3 separate regions of the Mus musculus genome follow, and all the other regions are linked to region 2. Evidence: chromatin contacts called from ENCODE POLR2A ChIA-PET data. All regions are on one chromosome and are shown on one strand. Each heading gives the region's core, a stretch centred on a gene start or an enhancer-like site at or near the end of the contact. The rest is flanking DNA. Distances are from core to core; before and after follow the strand shown.

The links. ChIA-PET counts read pairs that join two places held with the same protein, here RNA polymerase II (POLR2A).
Region 1: POLR2A ChIA-PET joins it to region 2 with 11 read pairs in embryonic stem cell. The contact joins the promoter of Socs3 here to the promoter of Tnrc6c in region 2. POLR2A ChIA-PET finds 5 or more read pairs at or near these places in 3 of 5 experiments (Patski and embryonic stem cell).
Region 3: POLR2A ChIA-PET joins it to region 2 with 10 read pairs in embryonic stem cell. The contact joins the enhancer-like site here to the promoter of Tnrc6c in region 2. POLR2A ChIA-PET finds 5 or more read pairs at or near these places in 3 of 5 experiments (Patski and embryonic stem cell).

The regions. Positions count from the first base shown.
Region 1 is chr11:117,967,950-117,970,649 of GRCm38, reverse strand. Socs3 (suppressor of cytokine signaling 3) reads left to right here and starts at 1,284. Exons shown (of 2, transcript NM_007707.3): 1 at 1,284-1,775; 2 at 2,332-2,700. The coding sequence starts at 2,420.
Region 2 is chr11:117,652,841-117,655,540 of GRCm38, reverse strand. It overlaps Tnrc6c (trinucleotide repeat containing 6C), which reads right to left and starts at 1,252. Exons shown (of 22, transcript NM_198022.2): 1 at 855-1,252.
Region 3 is chr11:117,317,075-117,319,774 of GRCm38, reverse strand. All of the region lies in intron 2 of Septin9 (septin 9), which reads right to left. Among named protein-coding and RNA genes, the nearest start is that of Gm34065, 8.5 kb to the left of the region's middle. Within about 2 kb of position 1,339, at least 3 of the 3 ENCODE cell types and tissues checked have a DNase peak (open chromatin) inside an H3K27ac peak, as active enhancers do.

The sequences.
Region 1 (2,700 bases), core at 35-2,534, 320 kb before region 2:
GCCAGAAGGGAAGCAGGCAGCCCTCCCTCCTAGCCCAAGCTACTCTGTGTAGTCAGTTTGCCCTCCTACTGGTGTTACAAGAAGCCTGTGGTATCCAAGAGGGCAGGTCAGAAAGCCCACTGAGAGCAGACACTGTGTGTCACTTAGCTGGTTCTCAGGTGGCTGCCACTTCCTGCTGCCTGTTGCAAAACTCGACACTAGGCCTTTATAGATACTCACGTGACCAGGAGTAAACAACCTTTCACCTCAATCACCTGCTCTTATCAATACTCCCTCTCCACCCCACCATCGGGAAAGTTCAGACACCTTAAAACGTAGAGGCAAGAGAGGGTCCATTCTGACACCTCAGCGACTTTCAGGCAGTGGCTGAACCCGTTACAACGCTCTGTGGACAGTCCTCCTAGTCGACATTCCTTCTCAGGTTTGACCCTGTCCTGGGAAGTGAGGCTTCTCTCTCTGGGTTCCCCACTCCTGTTCTTGAATAAGGAGCCCCACAACCTCTTATTCTCTCTATACAGAGCCTGGGAAACAGCAAAACTCGGCTCGCCTACAAGACTCCAGCGCGCCCTCTGGTGGACTCGGGGGACGAGCATGGGATGAGGGTTTCTTTCCTCTAGCTCCCCCACCGCGCCGAGAGTACCTGGGCGGACCCACAGTTCGCCACGCAGGTTGGGAGGCCCAGATGAGTGATAAGGTAGTAGTTAGCTGCTCCTCCCACCCCACTCCCCAAAGGACATCAGCACCCACGTCTGTCACCGAAGAACCAGGCAATGGGCGGATGAGCTGAGGCCAGGTAGCTGCTTCTAAGTCAGTGTCTCCTCCACTTCTGGATCTCACAGCTTCATCTTTTGGACCTGTCTACAGGTAAATGTCGCGCATCCCCCTCCTCCACTTCCTAGGTCCCCAGTGGGCTGGTGGCTGAATGGTCCTACGTCCCTTTTGGTTGGCACGGGATGCTTGGAACTGTACATGAGGACCTCGGAGTGGCCTGGGTGCAGAGGGAGGGGAGCGTCCCCGCGGGGATCAAAAGAAAGGGAAGGGGTGCCAGGAGGGAGCCTCTCCCGGCTGGCCTCCTAGAACTGCCCGCGCGCTCCCATCGCGACGCCCCCGCCTCTGCCAGAAACCAGCCTTCTTAGAAGGGAGGGGGGGGAAAGTGTGAATGAGAAGTTGGGGGCGGAGCGCGCGGGGGAGGGGCCGCTGCCAGGAACGCTCGGCCAAGGCTGGCGCCGCGCCCGCCGGTCGGGCAGCCTCGCGCCGCGCTTTGTCTCCCTCTCGGTGAGTCTCGGCGGGTCCTGGAGGCCCCAGCTCCAAGCCCGCCCTCCGCGGCCCCTCCCTCGCCCTCCGCGCACAGCCTTTCAGTGCAGAGTAGTGACTAAACATTACAAGAAGACCGGCCGGGCAGTTCCAGGAATCGGGGGGCGGGGCGTACTGGCCGGGTAAATACCCGCGCGCGCGGCCTCCGAGGCGGCTCTAACTCTGACTCTACACTCGCCTGCTCTTACGACCGCTGTCTCTCCGGGCTCCCGGACGCCCCCTTCCCGGCCCAGCTCTCCGTCGAGGTCCCTCGCCCAGGTCCTTTGCCTGATTCGCCCAGGAGTGCGCCTCATCGGCCCGGGGAGCAGCGAAGCCAGAGGGGGCGCACGCACGGGGAGCCCCTTTGTAGACTTCACGGCTGCCAACATCTGGGCGCAGCGCGAGCCACTGCTGGCCGCCGCCTCGCCTCGGGGACCATAGGAGGCGCAGCCCCAAGGCCGGAGATTTCGCTTCGGGACTAGGTAGGAAGGAGGGGCGCGGTGTGGGGAAGGGTGGGGGCCTCGGTCCAGCTCGGGAGCTTTTCCCGGTTTCTCCTCCCCTTCCCGGGTCATTCCCGGTAGGGAGGGGACGAGGTAGGGGGCAGAGCGGATGAGAACCGAAGATCCCTGATTCCCGTCATACTCAGACTGGGGCCCTCGGGTTTCTCCTGTCCCCTCTCTCACATATCTCGGGTTTGGCACCCCCCTTTTTTCGCCCTCGCCACTGAGGACACCGGACTGAGAGGCGCCCTGAGCGTCCCTAGGGCTCTTGTGTCTCTCCCCATCCTGGCCGCGCTCCTGGAGACCCAACTTCCACGCGCGAGTTTTCTCTGGGCGTCCTCCTAGGGCGGGCAGGGGAAGAGACTGTCTGGGGTTGGCCGGCAGTGACCGAGGACAGTCGAGTTCCGCGAGGTGGCTGGGCCTGAGACACGGTCTAAAGCGGGGCAAAGGGGTGCCCCGGGCGCTAGGCGGAGGCTGGAGGGCCGGGCACGCTGGAGGGTTCCGGGCACTCACGCGCCTCACGCTTTGCTCTCTGCAGCTCCCCGGGATGCGGTAGCGGCCGCTGTGCGGAGGCCGCGAAGCAGCTGCAGCCACCGCCGCGCAGATCCACGCTGGCTCCGTGCGCCATGGTCACCCACAGCAAGTTTCCCGCCGCCGGGATGAGCCGCCCCCTGGACACCAGCCTGCGCCTCAAGACCTTCAGCTCCAAAAGCGAGTACCAGCTGGTGGTGAACGCCGTGCGCAAGCTGCAGGAGAGCGGATTCTACTGGAGCGCCGTGACCGGCGGCGAGGCGAACCTGCTGCTCAGCGCCGAGCCCGCGGGCACCTTTCTTATCCGCGACAGCTCGGACCAGCGCCACTTCTTCACGTTGAGCGTCAAGACCCAGTCGGGGACCAAGAACCTACG
Region 2 (2,700 bases), core at 3-2,502:
CGCGGGGGTTGGGGGGAACGGCTAAGTGTCCGACCCCTGGGTCCCCATCCCGATGTCGCACGCCCGGCCAGGAGCTCGCAGTCCGTGCCTCTCCTCCGCCCGTCAACCCCGGCCGGCGCCGCACGCGGGTAGCTCGGGGCCGCCGCGCTCCGGCTCGGCCGAACAAAGGGCCCGAAGACCTCCGGGCGCTGCGGCGGTGGCGCTCTCACCTGGGCTCCGTCCCCGGCGGCGGCTCCGCGGGGCTCCGGCGGCGCGGGCCTGGCGGTGGAGAGGTCGCTCTCGGCCGCCCGGGGCCCTCGGGGGCGCTCCGGCGGCGGGGGCCCGCTCAGTGCCGGCGCCGCAGGATCGAGTCCGGGCGCGGGCGGCGGGTGGGCGGCGGCACGTCCCGGCAGGTCCAGGTCCAGTGCCCGCGACGCCGCGACGCGCCCTGCTCCTAAGTCTCGGCGGGCCGCGGCTCGGACGCAGCCCGGGTCTGAGGCGGGGACGGCGATGGGCGGCTGGGCGCGGGGCCGCTCCGCTCCCTCCGCCTCAGGCTCCGGCTCGAGCGGGCCCGCGGCGGCGGCGGCGGGAGCGCGACGGCGCGAGGACCGCCTGTCACGGGGGCGGCCGGGGTGACCCGGCGGCTCTCAGGGCTGCACGGCGACGCGGACGGCGACGGCGGCTGCGGCTCCCGGGGCCGTCGCGCTGAGGTGCGGAGCTGCCACCGCGGCCATCTTGTTGCTCTAACTGACAAGAACCCCCCTCCCCCCGCTCCAGCCAGACGCGGCGCTCGCGCCCCCGGCCCCGCCCCGCGTGGGCCTCCAACAGGAAGTCGTACCGGCCCCCGGCACGTGACTCCCACCGCATCTGCATACCGGAGGGCGGAATGGCCAATCAGCGCCCTGATCCTGAGCTCCGCCTCCAGGCAGTGCTCCCGATCCCATTGGTTCGTCACGAAAAGACCACGCCTCCTCCTTCTCCCCTAATACCCGCCCGCGCTGTGGTCGTCCAGACCGCGCGTGGAGCGCGCGGGGGTGCGAGCTGCGCGTTCTTCACGCGCCTCGGACGCGCGCCTTTCCTCGGAGCTGACGCTCCTTCCCGGTCAATGCGGAGAGCCGTGCGGAATTCTCCCGTGGCCGCTTGCCTTCACGCTTTTGGGCACTGTGACTCCGCGTTAGCTTGCGCACCAAAGGGCCGCAGATTCAGTTCTGCGTAGCCGCCTCCGTTCTCCGGTTCTGCGCCCCGCCGTATCCCGGGTTTGCGCAGCGTTTTCGCCCGGCGGCGCTGGCCCTCTGCGCAGCGGCGCCCTGAACCTGGCGCACGCACTGGCGCGCCTCCGGCCCGTGCCGTGCACACGCCCTGTACCTCCCTACGGTGCACACTCGTACGTGCGCGGGACGCGGCCTAGAAGCTCGCTGCGCGCTCCTCGCGGCATCCTCTTGGCCCCCTCCTTCGCTCAGAGGCTCCCCGGGGATTGCTCTGACGCGAGCCAAACAATCCCGGCTGCAAAGCAGCCCCCTGGGGAGGCCTGCTTTCCCCGCAGCTACTCCACCCTACAGCGAACGCAACCTGCCCACCCCAAGCCCTGGGCTGAGACTACACACCCCGCATTTTCTTCCTGGCTCTGGGAAGCCCGCGGTGGTCCTCCATTCTTTGGCTCCTCCTTGGTATACATATACGTAATAATCTGGTGGGTAAGGTCCGAAGCACTGTGCGCTCCGTAGAGTCCCTTTCAAGTTTCTGTTCAAGCCACGGGAAGATTTTGAAAGCTCATATTTTTCTCCACAGAGGGTGATGGAAGGAGCCTAATTCCTCTCCACCACCACTCCCGACCCTGATGTTCTGGTAGATCCGCGATGCTTCTGAAAGTTGTCAGTGCTGTAAGAGGCCATTCCCTGTCTATGTGTTCCCGTCTGGAAGAAGAGACAACGCTCTAGTAGTACCTTCGAGATGCAGTTTTGCTGCCGCCAGTGTCATGTTTTGAAATGTTTGTGGAGAAAAGGGACACAACAGACTTGCTGCTCTCGTTTCCCTTCAGGGTCCCGTGAGCTCTGTACACTCCTTTCTTTCTATTATATTTTAAGCCTTCTGGTCGTCAGATTTACTTACTCTCCGAAGTCGGCTTCAAACGTCTGTTGTGTATTTTTCATCCTGCAAACCCATATCCCCTAGAAAGATCTGATGGCAGATGTGGCTCTCACAGAGACTTCTGCCTTTTCTATTCAGCATTTTATTGACTTCAGTTTAATTCTTGACTGCTGAGAACCTGTATCTTTTGTGTCTCAAAAGTCCAGATATTATCACATGATCCAGGAAGGAGCACAAATAGCATCCTGCAGTTACACAGCATGCACTAGGTAGATTGCTAAATCCATGAGGAGCCCAGAGTCTGGGTGCAAACAACACTGTAAAACTTCAGTTATTGGAATATTGAACCAAAATGACGTCATTTAGCATTTGTCCTTGCCATTCATTGACTTTGTGACCATGACCTCTCCTCTCTTCCAGCTTTCTTTGTGATCGTCCCCTCCCCTCGAGCTTACTTAGCCTGGCACAATAAGGATCTCTTCCTACCTTAGATATCCTAACACCACTAGAAAAGGTGGGCTATATCTTTTGGAATGAAAATTAGACTCATAGTTTGGAATATGGACTTGTGGTGGTAGAAAGAATATTTGAGGAAGAGGGGTGTACCTCAGAGGTAAAGTGTCAGCTGAGCAT
Region 3 (2,700 bases), core at 90-2,589, 340 kb after region 2:
CAGAAGGTACTGAAGCTGAGAGTGGAGAGGAGCCTGCAGAGTCCCACATCCCACCCACCCCTTCCTCTGCAGATAAGGCCCCTCTGTTCCGGCTCTGGCCTGGGAAAGCTCTGTGTATGAGTGTCTCTCTCTCTCTCTCTCTCTCTCTCTCTCTCTCTCTCTCTGTGTGTGTGTGTGTGTGTGTGTGTGTGTGTGTGTGTGTTCGTTAACCCTTTCGTGCAAGGCACATCCTCAAGGCTTCCTGTCCCCAGCAAAGGTGCACGCCACCACAGCAGAGAAAGCTAGGAAACCAATCATCAATAACACACCTCCCACACCACTAAGCCAGTGACAGAGCTTAGGGAAGAGGCCCAAATTTAAACTATCAGTTTGCCTTAGCCAACAGCCGTGAGACCTCTCTGTGCCTTCATCCCTTCTCTGTGAAACACTAATAATGGCAAAGACCCAATAGGACAGGGCCGATGGATTCAAGGAGGTGCTTACTGTAGGTAAAGGGCCCTTAAACACATTGGGACCACAAAGCTCTAATGCCTATCAGCCACATGAATCCGACAGACCTCAGCTCAGCTCAGCAGCTCAGAAGAGCTGGCTCGGTTGGTGCCCGGAACTGTCTGGCAGCCAAAGGTAAGGTCCCCGCTTCCTCTGAGCTCTGCCTGTTCTAGAAGCAGCCACAGCTGGAGTCTAGTCTTAGTTCCAAGAGGTGACCTTTCTGAGTCAGAGACCACAGGGACCCCTGGGGCTACCAGTGTCCGGATATGAGGATATAGCACCATGACTCTCTGACCTCCTCAAACCCACGCTTCTCTCCCCTGCTTCAGTTCTAGTCATGGTGCCCAGGGCATTCTGGGACCTGAGCCTTGGCCCTGTACTGTACACAGCTGCCCTCGAATTTCTGCCTCCAGTGGCCACGTGGCTCGGCCTACCAATGAGGGGAGAGTGCAGCCCAACAGGAATTGACTGGCTGCAATCTACAAACCCAGACAAGGGTGAGCCAAGCCATGAAGCCCTGGAGATCCTCTGTTAGCCTCTGCAGTCCCACTGAGGTGAAAGGTTATCCTCTCTACCCAGAATTCTGAGGGGCCTATTGGAGTGAAAGAAACACAGGGATGCAAAAGTGTCTGTCCCCAGCCATACAGCTGCCACATGCTGGGGCCAGAGGCAGAGCCCCAGCCGATCTTGCTCTCCACAGCACAGTCATGTCCCAAAGAAACAGACAGACTATACAGACAGCAGGTCACTGTGGAGGGAAGGACCCTGTTACACAGTACAGGCCCCCTAGAGTCACACCATGGTACACCAGCCCACAAAAGGCAAACCTGAGAGCTGTAGCCAAGTGAGAATGCACAGGTGACAGATGACTGCTGTGACCAAACTCTCCCCACATGGAGTTAAGGACAGCAAGATGGCGTTGGAGTCCCACAGGGTATACTCCAGGTCAGGGGTCTTCTGAACTGAAGGAAGGGCTTAATCAACACCACATGGCACCATTTCACATGGCAAGTGTGAGCATGTGCAGGACCGTTAGAGCAACACAGCAAGCCCCATGGGCAACACGAAGGGCCAGTGCCTGGGCTGGGGACCCTGGAAGGAGGAAAAGATGTCCTGTGGATGCAGGGAATCAGCCGCCGCCAGCCCAGTGATTCTCTCCCTCTGCTCGCTCATCTCCATGGTGTTGGCATCTCAGCCCACTGTGGGCAACTGGTCACACTTGAGTCTCAGCCCAACCGCTCTCAGGCCCTAGAAAGCCGACGAGTCAGTCACAGCGCAGGGCACAGCTGCTGCTTCCGGGGAGGCCGTGTCAGGCTCGAGGGTGATTGGGAAGCAGCTGGAGCCCTGTGCCTTGTGGCAGCTAAATGACACTCGGTCTTACTCTGGTCTGGCCAGAGCAAGGGCGGCCTTGTCCTGCTTGCTCCCCCGGTGGCGGGGTGACCATCTGAGCAGATGCTGCCCCTGCCTCTCCTGCCCAGGCCCCCATGTGCTAGGGGCTGAAGACATCAGTCTTGGTGTCAGATAACAGGCAGCAGCTGTGCACCCTGGGCCTCCCGGAGGGCTTTCTCTTTCCTTCCGTATAGTGAAGATCCCCACAGAAGGAGGATCTTCACACGGTGGCCAAGGACAGTGAAGAGGGGGTCCTTCATGACATCCCTGGGCAGCCTGGGCTCAGGAACAGCTCATTGTGAGCTTCAGCAAATGGCTTCTCCCTTGCGGCTGAAGCCATCTGGAGCCGGCTTTCTGCTGCCGGAAGCCTAAACGCATCCAGCTACGGACGGTGGTGGGCACCCTGGGAAGGGAGGGGATCCTCTGACTTGAACTGGCAGTGCTTAAGTGGACAGTCCCCTCTGAGAGCCAAGGGACAGGGGCTCCCGGGGAAAGGAAACACAGCCGGCTGCTCTCTGTGAGAACAGAGACCGAGATGGCAACTCAGATCCCAAGTCAGCAACTCCGTCCGTCCCTGGGATTCTGTCCGTACCCCGCTAGCTGGCTGCCAGGGAGAGCAGTCAGTTGTCAGCATCCTGAGATCCAAGAATAAGCTGAGAAGGGAAACTACCAGGCAAGTTGCTGGTAAGAGCCACTGTTTCCTGTCCATCCCCCCCACTTCCTTAAGCCCCACTCAATCCTTCCACTGCCCCCAGCAGTGAGATCAGGAACTGGGGCACAGAAGGGTTAAGCAGCTAAAAGCTGACATGCAGCAGCAGCAGC